3 separate regions of the Mus musculus genome follow, and all the other regions are linked to region 2. A link is a loop called in an ENCODE intact Hi-C map of the cell type or tissue named here. Cell type or tissue: heart. All regions are shown on one strand.

The links. Hi-C counts contacts between places; a loop is a spot of excess contacts. Peaks named below come from ENCODE experiments on the same cell type or tissue, not always from the same donor. Only the 100,000 strongest peaks of a DNase experiment are listed, where the experiment ranks them.
Region 1: it touches region 2 in a loop (3-fold over the local background); 9 of 42 quality-filtered maps call a loop at or near these places.
Region 3: a loop joins it to region 2, with 2.3 times the contacts of the local background. A loop is called at or near these places in 2 of 42 quality-filtered maps.

Annotation. Positions count from the first base shown.
Region 1 is chr12:109,605,153-109,613,152 of GRCm38, forward strand. Rian (RNA imprinted and accumulated in nucleus) reads left to right here. Exons shown (of 21, transcript NR_028261.1): 2 at 1,062-1,189. Mir341 (microRNA 341) reads left to right here and starts at 6,348; the gene lies at 6,348-6,443. Mir1188 (microRNA 1188) reads left to right here and starts at 6,670; the gene lies at 6,670-6,789. In heart, a CTCF peak has its summit at 4,101; no DNase peak of the experiment used is centred here; H3K4me3 peaks cover 568 bases; H3K27ac peaks cover 416 bases.
Region 2 is chr12:108,899,367-108,907,366 of GRCm38, forward strand. The region is part of intron 2 of Wdr25 (WD repeat domain 25); the gene reads left to right. Among named protein-coding and RNA genes, the nearest start is that of Wdr25, 9.1 kb to the left of the region's middle. In heart, CTCF peaks have their summits at 3,728 (motif pointing right) and 4,686 (motif pointing right); a DNase peak (open chromatin) is centred at 3,795; H3K27me3 peaks cover 1,141 bases.
Region 3 is chr12:108,990,063-108,998,062 of GRCm38, forward strand. Wdr25 (WD repeat domain 25) reads left to right here. Exons shown (of 7, transcript NM_177602.3): 4 at 2,745-2,875. It also overlaps the pseudogene Gm18405. Among named protein-coding and RNA genes, the nearest start is that of Gm52002, 51 kb to the right of the region's middle. In heart, a CTCF peak has its summit at 6,353; DNase peaks (open chromatin) are centred at 549 and 4,819; H3K4me3 peaks cover 323 bases.

The DNA of each region.
Region 1 (8,000 bases), 710 kb after region 2:
ACTCACTAGCTAGGTCTGAAGCTCAGGATGCAAGCCAGACTTGGGGTACCTTGAAGAGAAAGGGGTCTTCTGAGGAGTCCAGTGTGCAGTGCGCTACTTGGATGATTTAGTGATGCTGATGCCAGGACCCTCTGCGTTAGACCCTGAAGGTACACAGTAATAGTGTGGGTTGCTCAAGAGTCAAGCTGTCAGGGCACGTAGCATGGCCTCGGCTCGTTACCAGCAAGCAGGCTGCACAGTTGAGACACATACCACTTCTGTGTTTATTTCTCTAGAGGACCGTGTCCCCTGTGCCAGCATCTATCTCAAGTCACATTCCCCTGGAGTTCCCATTCCATACAGCTAATCCCCTAGAACACGGGCCAGCGCATTAGCTTTCTGGGCCTCTTAAGGACCAAAGAGGAAAATGTTCCCCCATGGGTACATTGCAGACGTTGAGGGTCGGATTGGAAGTGAAATCACAGCCTAGGCTCACACCTGCTAGCTGCATGTCACTGACAGGCTGAGCGGACTGCGGCGTCAGCGCAGAAGCACAGAAAATAAAAATTAAATTTAAAAAAAAAAAAAAAGGAAGAGAAAAAAATATAAACCTTGACTCCCCTTTTGAGTCCCTTTGTGCTGAGAATTTGTTTTGGGCACCCACAACTTTAATCGAATTTGTTTTTTGATTATTCCCTTTGCTTGTTTATTTGTTTGTTTGTTTGTTGTTTGGCCAGTAAAATCCTCCAAAAGAATAAACAACAACCATAACAAAGAGCCATTAAAAAAAAAACCCCATGCAAAATATTTATTGTAATTGTACAGCAAAAGTACTGCTAATTAATTTGGTGGTTGGTAAAAGTCCATGTGGTTGTAGGACTGAGCCCCTCCCTCATCTATAGCCCCCTCCTCAATTTAGCTGCTGTGGTCCTCCTGGGCTCCTGCATTTTTCTGTACATTTGCACACCTCTATAAACACACCTTTCCAGAGTCCCTGACTTTTTTTCTTTCGTGCGGAGGCTGTTTCAGAGCTAGCGTTCTTCCTTTAGCATTTTGTATCAGCTTGTTTTCCTCCCCTCCAGAATTGCTTGGCCATAACAAAGATCCATTGCCTTTCTGATGACACCCAGCACCTCGGATTCTGTATACACGGGAGGTGATTTAAGCATCTTACTGCCACCCTGAAATCTGGGGTCCTTTATCCTGGCAGGTGTAAGTAATTGCTGAGTGCCTTGGATCTGGGGAGAGAGCTCCCGAGCCCTTATGACATTATTACAAATGAATATATGAATGCATACGTTAGCGGAATGAAAGGCACTGTGCCTCGGACCAACGATGGGAAACTGTCTTGGAACAAAAGATCATGATTAATCTGGTCCATTGTAAAATCCAGACGTCCATTAAAAGACAATAGGTTTGCGCATTTCCCTCTTTTTAAGAGCTGTTTAATATTCCGGTGTACGTATGCAACACCCTGTTCTGTTATTGAAAATGCCAGCTGTCCTGTTCCCTTCCTGGAGAGTGCGTGCAGATAGAAGCCTGGTGAACATCCTTCTCATCAGGGCAGGTCAGGGTTCCTGTTTGTTCAATATGGTATTTAAAAAATAAAACCATAAATACATCCATAAAAGTGTTCTCTGCAAGGATCAGCGAGGAGGGCACACCACACACACCCACATTTTAATTAATGTGATCCAGCTCAACTGATGGCCGATTAAAGAGAGCTAAGCTGTTTTCATTTTATGCCATTGCTGATGGCACCACAGAGAACATTCTGGTAGCTAGCCTGGTGAACACATCCCTCTGTTTATCCCAGCCCCTTAGCGGTGGGCTAGCTGAGTAAATGGTTTGCACAGATTTGTTTTCACTGAGAAATCTTTCTAAAATACCAGTTTGCTCCCGTGTAGCCTTCTAGCCCTTTCGCTGACTTCCCAGAGCTTCTGGGATTAAGTCCAAGGGGAAAGGAAAAAAGCCTGATACAAAAGTCCGGTGTTCAACGGCTTGTACCCTCCTAATACTCCCCACCCCACGCCTTTCCCCCCACTGGACACACTGTGCTTAAGCTGAAGAATAAGCTTGACACCCATCTCCTGATAGCACCCCCATAGTTAGGCGTGTGCCCCACCCTGTGTCCAAAATTTCCCAGTCCATGGTCTTGAACTGCAATGCCTTGCTTATAGGATTTCCTATTCTAAGGCTATTCCCCCTGTCCCCCCTCCCCGCCCAGTGTAATTAACAAAATGGGTCAGAGGTTAATCACCATGTTCTTTTGCCCCTTCCAGAAGACCCTTTTGTGTTTTCCCGACACTTACTTCGGAGACCGCCCCTCTAAGCAGAGGGCCATGTCGCCTGCTGCGTGTTGCTGGTGAGTCTGCATATCGCCGTAATACTACACATGGAATGACACACTCCTGTGCACACACCTGTACACACATGCACCTCATAGTTGTGATTAATTTTACAATGTGACTATAATCTCTCAGCTTGCTCCTTGCCCTCTCGTCCCAGGATACAGGATAGGGAAAGAGCTGTGACAAATCAGTTATAAAACATACAGGTCTGAGAGTGGACATTTGTGTCTTTGAGTCGGCCTTGCCTCTAGGGTCAAAGGACGTGGCATGTGTGTGTAGGGTGAGATGGCGTCGGTACCCTTTCCTTTTTAGTGTGGGAGTAGGCTTGTCAATCATAAGTAGCCATCTTAACTCCCATCCAGATACTGCATGGTCTCTAGCTGTGTGTCCTTAGGTAGCCCAGGAGTGTCTCTGTGTTTTGGTTCCTTCCTTTCATTTTTCTTTAAAAATCCAGAATCTCTCACACAGGCCCATTGAGATGTCTCTGAGAAAAATAACTCATATAAGTCATCTGGCATAGGAACACAGGCAGGGTACTCAGTAAAATCCAAGCTTCCCTAGCCCAGCCCAACCCAGCCTGGCCCAGCCCGGCGCGACCCGACCCAGCCCAGCCCAGCCAGGTACCACCCATTCCCTCCCTCTTCAAGGCAGCTCTGCCTTTTCAGAGAACATGACTGACAGACGCAAAACAAAAAGCCTCCAGGATGAATAACGCCCCCGGCTCCCCTACCCAAGCCCTGACCCCTTTTAGACCCTCCCAAGGTACCCCTGTTCTTCCTCAAACGCCTGGGGGTCGGCCCAGCTACCCTACTGCTTTTAATTGGGTTCCCCTGTAATTTGGTAGGGAGTGAATCTTATTTTCATATAAATAAATAAAAGAAATCAGATTGCGCACAGGAAGCATTTAGAGGCTCTTATTTCACTGCCTTCAGCATGAATGACTCCCGAGAAATAGTGGGGGTGGTCTCCAGATGACCCCCAGAAAGCTTAGCTGCTCAGTGGTACAGAAACGCCTGGCCTGACTCACTAAGCCGTCTGTGTGCTGTGCGTTCAGGGGAAGTGCAACTTGCCTGTCGCCCCTTACACAGAAGGGACCCTCCTTGTTTGCCTGCACAAAGGCGCCTCTCTCTCTCTCTCTTCAATGTTTTCTTTCTTCACTGGTCAGGCAGATGGTTCCTCCATGTGCGACCCTGCCACAGAAACCCATTTCTCAACTCCCTCAAGCCTGTATTTCATCCCCTGCCTTGAGCAACAGGAGTTATCAGAGGTGGAGTGTTCCCTCCCTTCCCAGCAGGGGCTAAAGGGCTTGCTGCCCTGTGACCCCAGCTCCTGGGCTGGACTTTGGGTGGCTTTCCAAATTCACAGGGAATCCAATCTGAGCCCGGCAGGGTCTTCAGTCACCTTTAACCAGAAATATTTAATCACAAACCTGTGAGAGTGTGTGTCAACGCACTTGTGCATGCAAGCACGTGCACACACACATACACACACACACGCTGGGCCCCCTGGACCCTCTCCCCACATAAAAACAGCAAGGTTAGTGACACGTATGATTGTCACATTGCCAAATGTCAAATGCCCACATCCAGAGCTCTCAACAAATCCTTTAATCACAAAACAACATCACAACAGCACCAGCAATAAAACCACCCAAACGCCAAAGCTCTGGGGGTCCAGGCTGCCTCCCCAGCAACCTTAACCCAGAAGCAGCCAGGCAATCTTGTGGACACTGGCTCTCTGACCTGCAACACGATGCTGCCCCCACTTGGCGGGTCAGAGCAGCCGACCGACCTTGAGGCCCCCAGATCCTGTTGTCAAGAACTGGACAGTCACAGGCAGAAACCAGGGGAACTTTTCTCAAACAATTCTATCATTAGCATTTCCTTTCCTGCCGTTTTGGAGATATTTTTTCTCCATTGGGATATGCCCTTCTCAAGGCTTCATCAGGTCAGGTCATCCTGATTATTTCATAGACAAGAAACCCCAGCCACCTTCACAGCTGGCCCCTGAAAGTACACACTCACACATACTCCACATATACTGAGTACAAGCCCAGGAGCAATGACAAGAGTCTCCCATAGAAACTACACAGCACAGGTGTGTCTGGTTGAGGGGTATATCTGCTAAAAGCCCCCAGTGAAACCCCCATTAATAGGCTAGCATTTCAGCCACAGCCATCAGTGCCCAGGCTCCTGAGTCTTCCCACTAGGTAGGGTGCTTTTCCAAGCCTCCCACCCTATTCAGGTCATGCAGCCCTCTGACTCTGTGGCTAGCATCTAGCCTCCAGAAAAGTAGCCTGCTTTTTCTATGACCAGCTGATACCTCAACCAGACAGACCCTTTTTCTATGCCCCCCACCCACTTTACCAGACTGTTACCTTACAGATGATTCAGGCTAGCACTCCTGAAATCAGCCAGAGAAGACTCTTAGCTGCTCCAGCTGGCCCTCCCTTAAGGAGGAGTTGGACAGCTCCCACCAACCCCCACTCTCCCAAAGCACTCTCCCCCAATCACAGTGCTTCTCCCTCAGTGCCTCAGTGGTACTACGCTACCAATCAGGGTGCCATTGCCATTTAACCTCTGGTGAGGGTCACGGCAAAGGCCACCCATCCTTGTCCTGACCCCTGCCAGGTACCCTCCAGCCAGCCCCACTTGTTGGCTCCCGACTGGGCACTGGGGCTGCTTCTCAAAAGCCTGTCCCTTTGGGCTGCTAGCCAGCTAGAGAAACCTGCTGCAGCTTCCCCATCACCTACCGGCCTGCCTCTCTGCTCGGGTGCCTCCAGTAGCAGTGAGCTCTCTCTCCCCAGCCGCTTGCTTGGGGGCTCACGTACTGAGACGCTCCTCTCAGCCCTCCCCTGTCTTTTACATCAGCCTCCGCAGCTCCAACAGCAGCCTGCTTATGTCTCGGCCCTCAGGTCTTTAGAGGAGGCAAGCTCCCTCTCTTCAGGGTCCTCTCTGTGCTGTCGTCAATAGCAAAACCCCCACCCACCCTGAGAATAAATTTGGGGCCTCTTCCACCTGTCTGGGGGTGCTTCTCCTATGCTCTCTTGCCATTGGTTACTGAGCCTTTTGCCCTGCTGTTCTTCCAGCAGCCCAGGGGAGGGCGTGGTGCTCCCCTTAGGGGAGGGGGGGCAGCTGCTCTGTCTCTAGCTCTTAATCAGCTCTGAGACCCTCTCTCCCTCTCTCTCTCTCTCTCTCTGTCTCTCTGCCCCTTCACCAGTTGCTAGGGAGAAGCCTCTGAATGCAAAGCCCCCTGTTTTCTATTTTTTTTTCTTTTTCCTGACTGAGCAGTGGCTGCCTGGCCAGCTCCGTTTGACCTGCAGAAGTGGGAGCTACAAGAGCAGCTGCAGTAGAGCCAGGGGGCTCTCAAGCTGCACAGCTAAGCTTGACTCTCCCTCTGTAGCCGTGAGGCCACACAATTCCCTTTAGTTTTCAGAGTCTCGGGCTTTCCCTGTGAAATGAAGATGAGAGTTTTTCTCTCACCGGCTTGAAGTGAGGACTGAAGCAGATGAGAGTAGCTTAGCCTCCACCAGACACTTTATAAACGCTCGTGGAGTCGCCAGTGGGATCCAGGAGGAGGGTGACATGTAACAAGTGTCATAAGAGAGACAACAGTCTGGCTTTTCAAAGCTCCATGCTGCATACACGCTACAACATCTCCTGGCAGAGTCCCCTCTGCAGGCTTAATCACACAAATCAAGCCAGCCCGGAGGCAGCTCTTAGCCTGAGGAACTCACAGGAGATGTGGGAGATGTGGCAGGCAGCAGAAAGCCCTGCAGAGCCCACATCTGCATTTACTAGCATTTGCATGGTTTATAACAAGCATTTGGGTTTATAAAGCAGAGAGACACATACAGAGATATTCCTTCCCTGTCTCTCCCTTGAAGTGACAGCTAAGATAAGGAGGCAGCATGCTTAGGGCATGGTATAGCCTCTGGGAAATGGCTAACTCTCCACTCATTCACACCAGACACTGCAACACTCTTACCTCCTAGATCACTAGGGTGAGGTTAGGGTTAAAATGATGATGTCAGTTGGCCGGTCGGCCGATCGCTCGGTCTGTCAGTCAGTCGGTCGGTCGATCGGTCGGTCGGTCAGTCGGCTTCCTGTCTTCGAACTGCAATCATTCTTATGAGAAAACAAACAGGAAATACTTTGCCACACACCAATGCAATCAGGGTGGGTGATGGCAGTCGGGATTCAAGTCACCCTAGTTGAAGCCCTGAGCTGGGTGGGCTGTCTGTCCAGAACTCACATGGGAAATTTCACAAAGAGGAAAAGTCTCATGATCTCCATTGGATTGGTGAAGACACCATGGCACAGAAAAGCAAAGAAGTCCAATACTCACAGTCTCCCAGCTGGTGTGAGGTTGGGCCAGGATGAAACCCAAGGCTCTCCGAGGCTCCCCACCACACCCTGCTGCTGAAGACTGCCTAGCAAGGCTGTGCCGAGTGGTGTGGGTGGGCAAAGGATGGATTGACTAGTTATAAGCACCTCCCAGAAGTCCTTGAGATCTCAGCTATTTTGTGGCCCAATCCCTTTGAAGGGCAGGGTCAAAATTAGGTGTAGGCACCTACCTATTAGCGGAGGCTTATGAAAATGACATTATTAACCTGATGCAGAGAGGGCCCTATTCATCTGTAATTAAATTATAAATAGAGTTAGTGGGGGGCTAGGGTCTCTGTGTATTGACTGCAGTCTAGAGTGCTCAGAATTTTCCAGGGCTCTGGTGAACTTTTCGATGAAAAGTGTCACCTCTGAGCATCTGGGGCTTAAAGCTGGGAACAGAGACCTCCTAAGGCAAGCCCCTCACACTAGGGATGTGCCCTATACTGACCCCTTTATGGTGGGAGAGCCCCCGACCACCTCCTCAAACACAAACTTAGACCCTGACCTTCCTCTCATCTCAAGTTGCCATCTGTGAGAGAGAAATGGAAACTGAACCTTCTGAGAGACAATCCCATTCCTGTGTGATAAGAGAGGGGAACCAAACATCCTTCAAAGAGACAGCCTTCTCCCAGAAACTTTCCTGGTTATTGCTACGGTTGCCAGACACCTGTCTGCTTGTCAGAGCTGTATTCAACAGGATAACTCTGGCAACTTCCCTTCCTTCAGAGGGAGATGTGGATGGGGATAGAGGAGTGGAGAGGGGACTCTTAAAAAGGAGCAGAAAGCAGAGTTCTGCATCCGATAGAAGTTGGGCCACTTAAGATTTGTGCCAACTCACGGTGCAGTGGAAATGGTCTGAAATCTTTAAACAGCAGCCAAGAGTCTGTGGCGCCCCCAAGTGCCACAAGGGGGCTGCCTGGGCTACAGTTTTTGCGTTCCCAAATGAGGAGGGGGGAGACACGAAGAGGGACCTACGCTTTGGATTTCTGCGGCAGCGCTTTTAATTGCAGCAGATGCAGAGGACGCAGGCAGGCAGGCGGGCGGGCGGGCGGGCGGGCGGGCAGGCGGGCGGGCGGGGGGCGACAGTGTCCCGGGTGGCTTCAGGCTGCACCTCTCCCACAGAGACTGTGCTGCAGTGCAGCAGGAGCTGCGGCGGGCGAGTGGCTGAGGGTCGGAGCTGTCCAGTGTCTGCTTTCCAAAGTGAGGAATGAAAGATGAAGGAGAGGGCTTGCAGGCAGTGCGAAGTGGCCAGGAGCCCAGGAAACCCAAGGGAAGAGTGAAG
Region 2 (8,000 bases):
TGAGAGAGAGAGAGAGAAAGAGAGAGAGAGAGAGAGAGAGAGAGAGAGAGAGAGAGAGAAAAGAGATGTAGAAGAGTTAGATGTTCTATTGCCTGTGAGGTCAGAGAAATTAGACATCTGTTTTCAGTGGGATACAGTTTGTTTGTTTGTTTGTTTGTTTGTTTTTTGACAGGCTCTCATTGTGTGGCTAGCCCTGACTGGCCTGGAACTCACTATGTAGACCAGACTTGCCTCAAAGGTAAAGAGATCTGCCTGCCTCTGCTTTCTATAAGTGCTGGGATGAAAGATATGTACCACCATGCAATAAATTTAACTGCAGCTTGTAACTGCAACTTATAGCCAGCAGAATAAATAAGCCTGAGATGTATGGAGCAAATAAGCTATAGGGGCTGTAGTAAAATCACATCTTCCCCAGTGCTCCCGGCCCTGAATACTGCCTCTCTTAATCTTTTGCTAATAAGCTGTGATGCCTCTTCTTACTTCTCCTTGGAAGAGAATGGCTTCCCACAGCCTGTACAGGGTAGCTGGCCTCTGGCCTAAGTGGGTCTCCCTCTGAGTCTGATATCTTGTCTTTGAAAGGGACACTTATACCTGTGTCACATGATCACTTGAGAAATGTGTTTTCAAAAGCATGTAGTGTAGGCTGGGGAGGTGGTTCATTTAGTAAAGTTCTTGTGATCACAAGCACTTGATTCTCAGAATACACATGAAGGGCGGGTGGGTAAGCAGGGCCTGGTGGTGCATACCTTTACCCAGAACTCAGGAGGCAGAGGCAAGGGGATCTCTGTGAACTTGAGGCCAGCCTGGTCTACAAAGCAAGTCCAGAACAACTAGAGCTTGTTACACAGAGAAACCCTGTCTCAACCCCTCCTCACAAAAAGATGGGTGCCTACTTGTAAACCTAGTCTAGGTAGGTGGAAAGAGGTGGGTCCTTCAGGTTCTCTGGTCAGCCAGGTTAGCTCACCTGTATTGGTGAAATACAGGCTCTGTGAGAGACTCAGTCTTAAAAAACAAGGCTGGTGCCTGTCCTAGTTAGAATTACTTTTGCTTTGATGAAATACCAAAAGCAAGTTGGGGAGGAAAGGGTTATTTGGCTTATACTTCTACATAGTAGTCCGTCATCAGAGGAAGACAGGGCAGGAACCTGGAGGCAGCAGATGATGCAGGCTATGGACTTGGCCTCCACCATCAGTCACTAGTTAAGAAAATGCCTCCAATGATACTTACAGCTTGACCTTATGGAGGATTTTCTCTGTTGAGGTTCCCTCCTTTCAAATGACTCTGCTTGTGTCAAGTTGACATAAAGCAATCTAGCATAACTGAAGAACAACAGCTAGGGGCTGGAGTGATGGCTCAGCAGATCAGGGGCTAAAAACACTGAGGCAGGAGGATCTCTGTGAGCTTGAGGCCAGCCTGGTCTACAAAGTAAGCCCAGACCAGGACTAAAAGGTTCAATTCCCAGCAGACACATGACCGATCACAGCTGTCTTTAGCTCCAGTTCTAGTGGATCTGATACTTCCAGACAGACAGACAATATATGCAAGCAAAACATCAATGCATGTGAAATAGAAATTGTGAAACAGAAATAAATAAAATTAAAAAAAAAAAAAAGAAAAGCAGCCAAAGTTGTCCTCTGACAACTATGTTTTGAGCCCCAACCTACCAGTACCAGAAGGCATTTTGGTGGGAAGAGAAGACCCAAATGCTTAGAAGTGAGCTAGGTCTGTGGGTGTAGACAGACATTTACAGACCATGCAGAGACTCCTGTTTGGCTCTAGCAAGGCTGATATGTTCTCTTCAATTCTTTGAGCCAGGCTTTGGTGCTTCTGTGGTGTTGGGCTGTGTAATCTATGTGAGGGACGTTCAGTGGTCTGGGTGGCTCATGGCAATCCTGGACTGACCCAGAGTTTTGAGAGCCTGATGCCCAGAGGCCTGTCTGAGGGTTTCAGTTGGGCCCAGGCTCCTAGCAGTGTCTGGCTGGCTCTGGAGTACACAGGACACCCTGACTTTGAGCTCACCTGATTGCTGAAATTATTTCCTCCTCTGTCCGGTCTTCAGGTTCCTTTCCCTTTGCTTCTTGCTTGGCCAGTTTCTACTGAACAGTCAAGACCCAGCTCAGAACAGGGCCGATGAAGAGTGTTTATCTATTCTGTGGTCTTAGGTTGGGCAGTGTGCCAGGAGCAAGAGCTACGTCGAGCCAGATGGGTCATGTCTTTCCTGTCGGGACACCCCCCCCCCCAAGCTGTGTTCATACTTAGCCTTCCCTCTTCCCACAGTTCCCTGTGCACTGTCCAATGTTTGAATGTAGAGGTCCCTGCCTTCTAGATGAGCCTGGATGTTGCCTGGGTTCCTTCTCCAGCCCCTCAGGACTAATGGTGGGGCAATGCTCACAGGGTGGAGGGGTTTGCTTTACAGTAGGTAGGCTTTCCTGATGCTTAATGCCCTTGGCAAGGAAGGCCTGAAGGTTCTCTAATAGCACGAATACCTACATATTCTGTGTCTACAGTATCAAGTGAGCTCATGGCTCCTCGTGGGAACTTAGCTGTAGTTCTAGAATAGGTTATACAGTCCTTTCTCTTGGCCACTAGAGAGGGGAGGGCAGCCTGGCAGATGTGGGGGACTATTGAGCAAGAAGGTGGGAGAGGTTGCCGTGGTGATCATGTCTTTAACCTATGATGCTGCCTCATGGAGAGGTCAGGTGTCTCCTCGTGAGTGCCTCCTGCCAACTCCCTGTGCACTGATGGGAAGAGCTAGACCTGAGCCCAGTGGAGCTGCTCTTTACCTGAAGGCCCCATTGGTAGAACTGAGCAGCTTGCCCACCCTGGGTCATCATTACTGACAAGAGGCTTCAGTTTCCTGAAGACATACTATGAGTATCCTTCTGCTGTTTGTTTGTTTTTGTTTTTGCTGGGGGCTTGAGTTCAGGACCTTGTGTGTAAAAGTGAACCCTCTATCACTGAGCTATTCCTAACCCCATGATGATATTGTATGTGTGTGTGAGTGAGTATGTGTGTGTGTGTGAGAGTACGTGTATGTGTACGTGTGTGTGAGAGTACGTGTGTGTGTGTGTGTGTGTGTGTGTTTGTAGGTGGAGGACAGAGGGCAGCTTTGGATATTGTTCCTCAGTTGTTCTTTTTAAGATAGACTAGGTTGGCCAGCTGGCATATCCCAGGATCTGCCTGCCTGTTTCCCCAAAGCTGGGGTTCCAGGATTATATGACTGTGCCTAGCCTTTTCACATGAGTTTTGGGAGTTGAATTCCTGTCCTCCTGCTTGTAAAGCAAGCACTTTTCAGGTTGACCATGATGACTTTATTTTTAAAAATTGTTTACTTTTTATATGTGTGTTTGGGGGACACATGTGTGCTATGGTACATGTGTGGAGGTCAGAGGACAACTTTGGGGGGTGCCAGTTCTTCTTCCACTATGTCACTGTTGGGGATTGGGCTCAGTGGCAAGTGCCTTTACTTGATAAGCCATTTTGCTCACCCCAAAGATTGTTTTCTTTAGGATAGTATCTCACTAGGTAGCCCTGGCTGCCTTGTTATTCATTATGAAGATCAAGCTAGTCACGACCCCATAAAGACCTGCCTCTCTCTTCCTTCAGAGTGCTAAGAGAAAGGCAAGTGCCACTATGCTCCATGTTGTTTTTTAAGAAAGAGTGAGTTGGCACCTTGGCTCTGGGTGTGGTGAAGAAAAGTGTGCCAGGACTGGTGTGACACTTCACGGCCAGAAGAGGTCGCAGTTGGGCTGCCTGGGATGACGAGAAGCCTGCGTTTAGGGCTGTGTGTGGGATGCTGATGTGTGGCCTGTCCCAGGAGGCGTGTGGGCCGGAGGTGGTGATGCTAGTGTGAGACTCCTTGGCTGCCAGGAAGCTTGAGGGAGTGCTCTACGCCCCTGTCTAGTTCCCCAGTACATCCAAAGGATGGCTTCGGGCAAAGACACTTGCTATAGTTGAGTTGTTGTCAGTACTGACCATGCATGCTAGGAGCAGAGTCTCCTGATCTTTATGAAAATTCAGGTTTCTATAAGCCAGGGGTGACTATCAAGCTGGAACCCGAGCAGAGGCTTTAATAAGATGTCTCATAGTTTTAGTGATTAGGGTTGTTTGGAAAATCATTTTGTGTAAGTGGGACTCTCAGTAAGTTCGGAATGCAGAATGAGTAGTAGGAACCAATAAGCTGTGGTGGGAAGATGGGTTAGGGCATGGAGGGCTCAGGTGTGCACCTGAGGTTGGAAGTCCTACCCTAGGCCTGCAGGTTGGTATGTGGCCTGCTGAGTGGTGGCTGCTTTTCCCTCCCTGATGTCAGAGATGCCTGTGGTTATAAACCAAGCCCCAGTATTCCTGTGAGGTGGAGGTATTATGTGTGTGCTTGGTCTTCCTGGCCTGGGTGCTGGCACTCAGGATGTGAACAACTGGGTGGGACCTGGCATGTGCTCCTGTCACTCAGGGTGCTGGGGCTTTGCTCCCGTCCCTGCCAGCGGTGGCTTACTGTATCTGAGATGTTCAACAGGCGGTAAGCTTTGTGAATGCAGAAGTCACACCAGACCCATTTTTATATTCTTTGTAGCATCTGGCATGAGATTTGGTCCCTGTTAAGTGATCAATGAAGGTTTAAAGACATTTTTTGGATTTCACTGCTTTGATTTAAGAGGGTTTGTGTGTGCACATGCAAAAATCCTGCTCACCTCTAGGGGGCACAGTAAGACTTGCTATCTTTTGCCCATCCAAGCTTCTAGAATGTGGTAGAATCCTTGACTCCTTGTAACATTTACTGAGATGATTTTTCTCTGATCTGGAGCAAGCCAGCTCCGTTCATCTGACTGATGTGAGGAGCCAAGTGCCGGTCTTTCGTTGCCTTAAAGCTCGGCTTTGGAGGCACACATTTCAGCTAGGCACATTACGGTGGAAAGATATGTATTTTAATATGCTCTAAATGTTCTGTGAGCTGTAAAATGTGCTTATATTAGTTTTGAAAAATTTACAGCCAAAGCAATTAAGTAAAATAAAACAATGAGTCACAGGCCCTGAAGCGCTGCTCCGCTGTCGCAGGCGGTGACCCTCCTGCCCTCCTCCGTGAGCTCGAGGCTTTCCTGGCTGTAGTCCCAGCACAGACACCTTTATGCTCTCTTTTCATTTCTCCGTGAACTCCCTGGGCTCTGCATGTTTGAACACCCACTGCACGTAAAGGTGGAATTCAGCCTTTGATGCCTTTTCTGAGGGAAAAAGGCAAACAGACAGCCTTGTCTGGCTGCCCATGCAGAGGCTGGACCAGGCCCCCCAGGGGACTCCCTGCTGCACCAGCGTGCTTCCTGCTGTGGGGACGAGTTCTTACTTAGGCAGGTCTGTACATAAAGCTTGTGAGCTGCGTGTTGTTAATTTGCTTTATTCTAGATTTTTCTTCAATAACAAATAGCAAGCTTCTGTAACATATTTTTAAAAAGCCAAACTGACGCTTACTGGGGAAACTTGACTGACTCAGATAAATGAGATGCGAAGGAGACATCAGTGCTTGTACTGTCCTGGTCATGGCGCATCTCTAGGCCGCCCCGGTCTGGCTGCTGCATCCCGCATGTTGACACTGGCCAGCTGGTCATTGCTATCTTGCCCTCCACCAGATTGTCTTTTGTATTGTTTGTGGGGCTGGGTGTATAGCTCAGAGGTGGAATGTCTGCCCTGCAGGCAGAGGACCTGGGGTTCCATCCCCGCTCCCCCAAACAAAGTCCCCAGTGAAAAACTGTCCACAAACAGCTTTCTGACTGTCCCTTTCCTCACACTTTCCCTCGTCTCTCCTGTGCTGTTTCCTGTAGCTTCTGGAGTCCATTTTAAAGCAAGTAGTCCTGCCGTGATCACACTGTGCATAAATGCCATCTTTTCTGCTGCTTAATGTAGTGAAGATGGGCTTTGCACTGTCGGCCGGCAGAAGGCCTGTGTGTGGGAAATGGAACCTTACACTGGCCGGCCTTTGGTGCGTGACTCTACTGCTGCTCAGTGCTGCCGGGACTTTGCATACGATTACTTGGTCTCTCTGATCCCCAGGTATCACGGTAAAGGAGAGAGAATGGCCATCAATGAGGACTGTTGCCACAGATATGGGAAGAAATGATCTAGTCCAGTCCCTGGCATAAGCGAGAATTTCCCCCCTTGTACCCATATTGATTGGTTAAAACATAAATGTGCAAAAAACACCTCAGTTAGAGTCTTCTGACTTAATGTAGTTCTGCTTTTGTGAATCTCTTCATAGTCTGTTTTTGTACATATGGATTTTTAAAGAGTTTCATCCTCAGTGTTCCTGAGATAAATCCCTTTAAAATGCATGGAGTTTCTGAGATCAATGCTACTGAGCTGCCTTTGTCGTCCTTTGGAGTGCTTTGTGCATCCGCCAGGTCCTGCTGAGGACGGCCCAGTTGCCAGGCGCTCACACTGGCCACTGGATGGTGGACGGTTGCTTGAGTCCAAAGTCAAGCCTCAGCAGCGCTGGGGAAGCAACCTCTTAGGGGACCCAGGAGGGAGCTATGCTGCCTCCCTCAGGCAAGCTGCCTTCGGAGGTAGCTGAAGGCTCTGCGATGGAGGCAGGTGACCCCAGCTGGTGCTTTCTTGTGCTGATCACCGGCCCTGTGGTGACCAGGAGCACATGAGGGAGCAGGGCGTCAGCAGCTGCACCGGGTCCACCACATGCTGCTAGGCACAGCTTTTAACACACTTTACCACAGAGCTGAAACTTGTTCCCAGTTACACAGCAGGCAACATGGGGCGGGCAATAGGCTACAGAGACTGAGCCAAACAGGCAAGCTGTTCCTCCTCCACCTCTGGAAATGCCCAGTTGAAAAGCAGCGCTTTCTCCCAGATGGGCCCAGGCTCTCTTCAGCCTCACTACTTGGGCTTTGTTAAGGGCAGGGGGAGCAGAGATGATTTCCACGGTGGCTTGGATTTGCATTTTTATATATTACAGGATCTCGCTGATTTATCATTGTTAGTGGATCTGATTATATTAGGGTATCTTGGATGTGCTTTGTAAAAAGTGATATATTTCACATTCAAAGACAAGGAATTTATGGATCCAAGTGCCAGAGCGAGGGTTTAGTTCAGTTTTGAAAGAATTACTCTTGATGGATTTTTACGAAATGAGGTTGAGAAGTGATTTGGTGCGTGGAGGAAGGAGCTCGGGAGCATTATGCAGATGATTGGCAATTTATTCCGAGCACGAGGCAGATCTGTTGGAAATGAGAGGCGCAGCTGGGTAGGAGGGGCGGGTTGTGGTGGTGGGTGTCTGGTATTTGGGGAGTGAATGATTAACAGTGAGTGCATGGAGGGTAATTAGGTGAAGGCGAGGGGAGAATTTGGTGTGTGTGTTAACATGCACACACGCCGGCACATGGAGAGATCATCTGGTCCTTCTTCAGGTGGCGGAGACCAAGGGAGAGCAGGAGGTGCCCTGGGGCACGCAGTTCTGGAGTCTGCTTGCCCCTCTCTTCCCTCTCACCTTCCTGGGAAGGTTGAGAGTCCCCGTGTTGTCCTGCGGTGGCTTAGGTGTCAGTAGCCAGGCTGCAGAGCCTCTGGGAAGAGTTGGCAGCTTCTGGGCTGGAACTTCCTTTTTCGTGGGAGGTGAAGTGTCTCTGACGCCCTCTTCCCTCTAGTGAAAGCCGAGATGAGTTCAGGGCCAATACTGGAGATGCTTCTGGTTCCCTTTACTTCACGAGCTTGAGGCTCTCAGAACCAACATGAGCTGACTGAAAGCAGTGCAGTGGCTAGCCCTGTGTGCTTTCTGCTTTCTGGGAGCCTTTGTGGTTGAACTTGACCAGTTTTGTGCACCCAGGGCAGCTCATGTGCAAGCGGTGCCAGGCATGAAGGTGCTGGCCCTCTCCTCGGGGAGCGCGTCTCAGCCAATCTCATCCCGTGTCATTAAGGGGAGAATAGAGCAATTTGGAAAAATGCTTTTAATGTAATTGAAAAATGCAGATTGCAAAATTGGCACACTTAGGAGTTGAGACAGTCTAGTG
Region 3 (8,000 bases), 91 kb after region 2:
AGTACACGTGGCATATTAAGATGTATTTAAAAATGGTTGTTTTATTTTGCCTTACTTTGTAAGATATCCTATTTTTGTTTTTGTTTTTTTGGTTTTTTTTTTTTGTTTGTTTTTAATATGCTGACAATGGGACTGCAGAGCTTGTCCAGTGGTTAAAAGAACATACTGTTAGTTCAGAGGACCAGCACCCATGTCAGGCCTAGAGCTACAGAGCTACAGGGAACTCACCTCTCTCTCCTGGCCTGTGCTGGTTCCTGCATGCCCATGGCATACACTCAAACAAGCACACGCAGAAATACACAATCGAAAAAGAGAAGAAGTCTTTAAAACCCGTGGTGATGCGATGCTGGCACCTTGGTGCATTTTGTCCCAAATCTACAGACCACTTCATGACAGTGATGCCTGCCGAGGTCCTGAACGGGGACGAGCAGGCTTGACGACTGTGGCTCTGGCTATTGCAGCTATCCCTCCGTGACTCTCATAAGCCATGATTGATGAGTTTCATTTCCTTACCGGACAAGCTGGAGCTGGCCGAGTTCTTCCTCAGTGCATGGGGTCAGCAGACAGAGGAAGTCATCAGGGAGTCCTTCCTGCCCAGAATGAACAAACACAGCCTTGCAGGGCTTAGGCAAGAGCACGCTGTCCTGACATTGCATCACTGTCTTTGACACCAGCTGTGTGTTTGCAGGTACCTGCTTATGTCCAGGCACAGGAAGCTGGTGGTCAAGCTAGTGAGACGGGGTCTCTCTCACTGGGATTAGGTGACGCTGTCTGGCAGGCGGGCTTTAGGGATCTGCTGTCTCTACTTCTCTTCCCTATTGGTATTGGGGTTGCAAGCATGCACCACCAAACCCAGTTTTTGTTTTTGTTTTTTTGCATTTAAAAAAATCCCTTATTTACAGTTCAAAATTTAAACAGGATTATTGGTTTTGATCTGTGATACTGCCAGGTCCCAGATTGCATACTGTGGAGACAGGGAAGCAAACAGAGGCCAGTCCAGCTTGTCAGACTCGAGGAAGAATGTCACACCCAAACAGCAGAGGACCTGGTTCCATCTTGTCTAGATTACATTTCCCCACACTGGCAGTTTGGGCTTAGTTATTGTTGGGGCCTGTGAACATTCTCAATCTTCCTCGTCACTACAAGTCCATCAGTGATTTTCCCAAACACCACGTGCTTTCCATCCAGCCAATCACACTTAGAACACGTGATAAAGAACTGGCAGCCATTTGTACTGGGACCACTGTTTGCCATGGAAAGCAGGTCTGGAGCTGAGTGTCTAAGTTTAAAATTTTCATCTGCAAATGGACCCCTGTAAATACTGGCAACTCCAGTACCACGGCCACTAACAAAGTCTCCACCCTGAATCATGAAATCCTTTATGACCCTGTGAAAGGTGCTCTCTTTGTATCCTATCAGAACACCATCTTTTCTGAACTCTCTGGTGCAGAATTGCCTAAAGTTCTCTGCCGTCTTAGGCATCACGTCTGCAAAGAGCTCGATCTTCATGGGACCAACTTCCTCATCTGGCCGCCAATGACATCAGAGAAGACCACTGGATTGACTGGACTTGAATTTGCCACCGCCATGGCTTTGACCCAGAAGAAGAAGCCTAAAACCCGTTTTTTATGTGGGCTTTGAGGTCAAACTCAGGTCCTCACGCTTGCATGGCAAGCGTCTTCCTGACCGTCATGTGTTCTGCTTTGCCACCTCCCTGATTCGGTGGAGGAGCCCTGGTAGCCAAAGGCACTCAAGATTTCCCTTCTGGCTGAGAAAGTCCTTACGCTTTCTTTGAGGGAAGCCTCCTCCATGTTTTTGGCAGGTGGCAGGTGCTGTCCCTGGTGTGTAAACCTGGCCCCTAGTGACATGTCAGGAGACAGACCCAGGTGCTTCCCTGTGTGGTGCCTCTCAGAGCTAGTCTGATTTCTTGGTGCGGGTTTGGGCAAATGCCGTGTGAAAGATGAGAGTCTCACCAGTGTTGTGGGGTACACAAGTCATACTGTGCAGTGGGGGGAGTGCTGGCTTTAACTGTCCTTGAATGATGGACACTTCTAAAGCTTCTATTACTCGCCTCGAGGAAACCGTAGTGACAGCTGTTTTCCACACCATATGTGTCTGTGTGTGCCAGATAGTTACCACAGTGTACACAGGGACTTGACAACTGTGTATGATAATATGAAAAATGGCCAGGGCTGTCTCAAGTCCTGCAGAGCCAGCGAGACCCCAGTGAGCCACTCCTGATGTCCATTCTGTGCTGGGCTGCTGTGCGGGCCACTGCCATTTGTGGCCCAGCATGTCAGGTCACCCACACCTGCTGCACTCTGTAACAAATCTGTCTTCAATTTTATAAGGATTGGAAGACTGATCCTGGAATAAATGCCAACCAACTCTGGGTTTAGATTCTAGACTCCCGAGTAAACAATCTCCTGTATCACCTATGCGACCTGAAAAACTCTCTGAACCTCCCTGAGCCTGCTCTCAGCCATGTTGGGATTAGTTGGTGTATGGTTTAAATGAGATGATACAAACAACTCTCACAGAATGTGGGAAAGGCAGAGTTCTAGGATCTAGCCCTGAGTCTTGGTGGATTTGACAGGAAGTAGAAGCAAGCTGCCATCCCTCCTGTGTCTCTAGGGGGTCTATACTGGACCGCATAGGGCCATGGTGGCGTGTGAACATTTCCCCTTTAAAATACTTGTGACATGAACATTTTTCTCACTTTTTCTTGTCTGTCTGTGTTTCAGGAACCCAAGTGTTTAGTGGTCAGAGTGACTTCAGAGTCACCACCTTGAAATTTCATCCAAAAGACCACAACGTCTTTTTATGTGGCGGCTTCAGCTCTGAAATCAAAGCTTGGGACATGAGGACTGGCAAGGTGACACCCTTCTTCTCAGGCTGTCCTTTCATGTGTGGGGAGTGTGTGTGTGTCTGTGTGTCTCTGTGTGTGTGTGTGTGTGTGTGTGTGTGTGTCTTCATGCACACACATATAGAACAGAGATCAGTCTTGGGTTCTTCAGGAGCTGTCTGTTGTGTTTTGAGACATAGCTCACTGGGACCTGGGCCTTGCTGATGAGGGGAGGCTGGCTAGCCAGAGCACTGCAGGGATCGACCTGCCTCCCCAGCAGTGAGAGTGCGATCTCATGCCACTTCCCCTGACCTTTGCAATGGGTTCTGGAAATGAGCTAAGGGAGGAATGCAGCCAGGGCAAGCACTCTAACTGACTAAGCTGTGTACTCAGTGCAGGCCAGGCCAGCCTTTCTATGAGAGAATTTTCCTTCATAAGGTCAATAAGTAGGGACAAGGCAATACCTCTATATTTGAGGCAGAACTGTTTGGCCTTCATATTTAATGAGGCTAAGCATCATTTTTAGAGGTTTTAGAGAGTAATTTTGAGTTGTGACACATTAAAACATCCCAGGTACAAGTCTATGCAGAGTATCACCAGGAAGATTTGTTGAGTACTTCACTGTATGTAGAAGATGATTCTGCCTGGAACTCTCCAGAAGATAGACACTCTGGTGCAGAGAGCATTCTGTGTGTGCACACGTGCATTGGAGAGCGGCACAATGCTTTCAGCTTGTTATGACAGGGCTTCCTGGAGGAGGTGTTGGCCCCAGGCTACTGTCCCTTCTTAGGCACATACAGGCACAGTCTGAGACATTCCTGTGCCCTGTTCCACTTGCATGGAAGCTGATAGGGAAGGAAGAGGTATGGGGCAGCAGGGAGTATCCTCTTGCATTTCATCATGAAGGGACCCGTGCTGTTGGCTCTGCAGCACTAGGGAGACACACCCAAAGGCATCCTTGTCAGTTAGGGAGACTGGACATGCATCAGAGTCTTCAATGGCCAGGATCTATCTACATCCATGTCCATACTGTGTACCAAGCTAGCATTCCAGGAAGGTGGTGCAGCCTGTGCCAGGATCATGGGCTTCTGAGCAGAACCTACAGAGATCCTGGCCTCAGGGGATGTGATGGGTCTCTTTCTTGAGATACTTCCTAAGTGGCAGCATAGATCCATACACTTTCAAAACACCCCTTTGCTTTTGCAAAAGAAACTTTTTTTGCAAAAATAGTTGGGAAGGAGGAATATTACAAATAAACTAATGGGCATAGTGGAATTTTTGAAAGCACCGGAACATTTTCTGTTTAAGACACAAATACATAATAAATAGAAGAAAACATTTGATCGTGATATGTAAATCAAAAACTTGTGGCCTGGTGTGTTGGCACACGCCTTTAATCCCAGCACCCAGGTAGCAGAGGCCCGTGGACCTCTGAATTCAAGACCAGCCTGGTCTACAGAGTGAGTTCCAGGACATCCAGGGCTACACAGAAAAACCCTGTCTTGAAAACACACAAAAGAAACCTTGTAAGCAGACCCTTGGTGTGGGACCACCTTATGGCCCAGCTCTTCTGCAAAGGTACACTCTGTGTTTCTGGCCTCAAAGTTTAAACACGTAAGAAATTACTCACTATGGATGCCATCTGATTTAAGAGTTTGTTGAAAATACCAGCTTTCCTCCCGGGGCAGACGCCAGCTGACGAGTTCTGGGGAGAAGCAATTAGAAGCAGATGTTGCTGCTGTTGCTATCGGCACGTTTGCGAGTCTCTCCCAAGCTAATAATGTGGGTGAAGGGATCTATGCACTGTTTGTTTTCACTTCCTCTTTACCAACAGTCCTCCCACACGGGGTCACACAGAGTGGGACACACTGGGTCTGTTTGCATCGGTGGGGTTCTCGGGGACAACGCATTTGCCTGTTTTGACAGCACCGCCTATCGCCCCGCCTGCAGAGGCTCTGTCCATGGTGCTGAAGCCCGCAGTAGGCCAAGCTGGCTTCAGCCTCGCATGGCCAGCAGTGTGGTCCTTTCCTGACTGTCACAGTGAGGCTGCAGTGGGCACTACAGTTGGAGGCGGAGGGACACAGGCCTTGGCTCACGGTCAAGATGAGATTCCCCGTGTCACTCCCTAGGAAAGGAGTGCTCATGGAATAGCAGTGTGTCTTCTTATGACAGGCAACTCAGGGGAGGGGCCAGTTAGCCAGCCAGAGGGACAGAGTGACGCTTGCTGTTTGCTGCCCGTGCTCCCCAGCTCCTCCTAGTCCCTTTTTTTGACACAGAGTCGGTTTGTTCTTACTTTTCTTGAATCTGTGTTGTTGTTACTGCTGCCTGCTGCTGCTGCTGCTGTTTTAATGGAGCTTATGAGGGTTCAGTGCCATCCTTTTGCCTTAGTGTGTCTTGTCACTTGTTCCTGCCTTAGTCCCTGTGTCCATAACAGCATCTGGTAGGTTTCTATATAGAAGGAATCAGAAAAAAAAAAAGGGCTTCTTTAGCTCACCTATTATTTTGTAAATAAGGTTTTATTTGAACACAGCCATAATCATTCATTTATGTCCCCTGTGTGGCTACTTTTGTACTACAGTGACAGAGTTGAGACTACATATGCAGCCTGTGGAGCCTCAAATGCAAAGCAGTCTGGCTGACCCTGGGTATAGAGAGGCCTGACTCTGATCATTGTTGAGCCTGATCTTTGTGAGCCTCTAACAACGTGGCCCTTGCCCCTGGCCCTGCCCATGCATTCCCACAGACACTACTTCCTCAGAGGATTTTTTTTTTCCAGATGGTTCTCAGCTAGCAATGTTTGGGTCATTCTTCTTGTTCTCTCTCAGTGGACAATTAAGGTCTGCTCTGTCCTGCAGTGCGCAGCAGTGGCATCTTTGCTCTCAGAGCTTTCCCACGCAAGAGATTTGGGTCCTCAAGCTCAAGGCTAATTAACTCAAATTTTGAGTCAAAGGAAGCCAGTGTTTTGCAGGCAAGGAGCAGGCTTCTGCCATCAGGATTAAGGGTCTCAAGCCCATGATTGCTGGGCCACTGCAGGTCAGCAGCCTCACCTGAGGGCTTCAGGCACAGGGTCTGATGAACAGTGCTCCATGCTAGCCAGTAGGCTTTCTGAATTCGTAAACTCAACAAAATGTCAAACTTTGGGATTCTGACTTCGTGTAGGCAGGCCCAGTTCATTACGGGAAATGGGCTGCTTGGCTGTCTTCCTCCGTTTCTTGGCTTATCTCTGTGCCATGGCTGGCTGACTGGAGTCCACCTCATCGTGGCAAAGTGCCTGGCTTTGCTCCTGGCATGTGCGGGATGAACTCCACATGAGCCAGCCACACCAGGCTGGCCGGCTGCTGCTGGGGCCACGTTCTGTGACTACTTCCTCCTTGGCATCTGCTCTGAGAGGGCTGTGGTCTGGAACTCAGGTGTCCTTAGTCTGCCCTTCATGATGCTGTGGGTGCTTCTCTTAGGTACACCCCCATCCCCTTCCAGGCAGACCTGCTGTGATGCAGTACCCCATCAGGGTGGCAGGGGGAGACAGGGAGGGTGTCGACAGAGCAGGACTCTCAAGTTTGCCCCATGGAGAAGAGATACAACCCTCATTGGGATGTAGATTTTGCCTCGTGTGGTGGGTTCTGCATGTCAGCAGGCTCCAGAGCGTGCAGGAGGAGATGGGAGTGGAAACCTTTGAGAAGCCAGCCTGGAAGGACCTCTGAACCTCCTGAACCGACTTCTCTCATGTGAGCCCAGTGGGCCTGCTTCTCAGTGCATCTGTACCATCTGTGGTCTTCCTCGGGGTCTGTGGCAGCATCTGACCTCCGGGTACACCCGTGGGCTTCTTCATTCCCAGGTCCGGTCATCTCTGCTGCTCTACACTTTATCTTCCAATGAGCCTGAAGCAGAGCAGGTATGCAGGGCCAGGCGGCCTGGCTAGCGGCTGCTCTGGGGTCAGTGTCGAGGACAAGGACTCTTCCACAATGGGATATGAAGACAGACACTTTGCAGTTTAGAATGGTGACTGGGTGGGCACCAAGGAGAACTTGTGTGAGGTGAAGGACTGTGTGAACCAGGCTTTAGTTCTTGGCTAACACTGGGCTCTCCAGCTCCTGCTTCTGGTGGGAGAGCAGCTACTAGCCTCCTGGTTTCTAGTCTGACTGGATAATATCCTGGCTCTAAGCCCTGCATGGTGTGGGAGCCTTAGAGTTGACAGAAAACTGAGACACAGACCCAGCTATCTGGGCCCACCACACTGTGTCCCATGATTCTACTCACCGTCAAGGTCATTGTGTTTTGAGGCAAAAGTTAGAAAAAGTCATCAAAGCAACTCCTTCCCTCCCAAGTTAGTTTTTATAAGATTTGTTAAGAAAGTCCCAGTGGAAGCTTAGAAGTCATATCCCATACTTAGCAGATTGTCTTTTTGCAAGGATGGACGATGGAACCCCTGCCTCAGCAAGTTGCTGAGCAACCAAGGCAGGTCTGGGTTGGGAACTAGAGCAGCCCTGGAGAATCTAGGACGAGTGTCTTCCAGAACTAAGGCAGCTGCATTCTGGCCCACTTCCTTTCCCTTCCTGTGCATTGATGCCGGGCAGAGAGGGGGCTGAGCGCCTTTGCATCTGACTCCTGCTCTACTCTTGAGAAGACAGCTGTGATGCATTCAGATTTGCTATGTCTCTGCTGCAGGCCCCTTCTGCTCCTCTGAACCTCCGACATCCGCCCGCTCCAGGATTCTCCCGCTGATATCAGCTCTGACAGGCCAGCTCACTTTTGCTCAGCTCACCCTGGTGCTGCTTTGACACGGATCATCAATATTTCATGCTTGTTCTACAGTCTTTCTTTCTTAAGTGTTTAAAGGGACATTTTGACTTCTTGAATTGGCTTCTTGACCCCTTCTGGGGCCATGTGCAAGGTCCCCTGGGGCACATGCCCCAACGTGAGGTTATGGTGGCTCTTGGCCTTGTGGGCCTCCAGCCTGGCTTTTGTCCCCACAGCCCTTTGCCTGTAAACTGGAGGGTCCCAGGAGAAGGGAGCCTTGCCCAAGGCAGGGATTAATTGGCCTCTCTGCTGCTATATTCCTAGAACCTACCATTGTGCTAAGCACATAGTAGGCTGTGGGAGAGTACAACTTCCAGGAATAACGAATGGCTCTAGTCAAGACTGATGGAAAGATCCT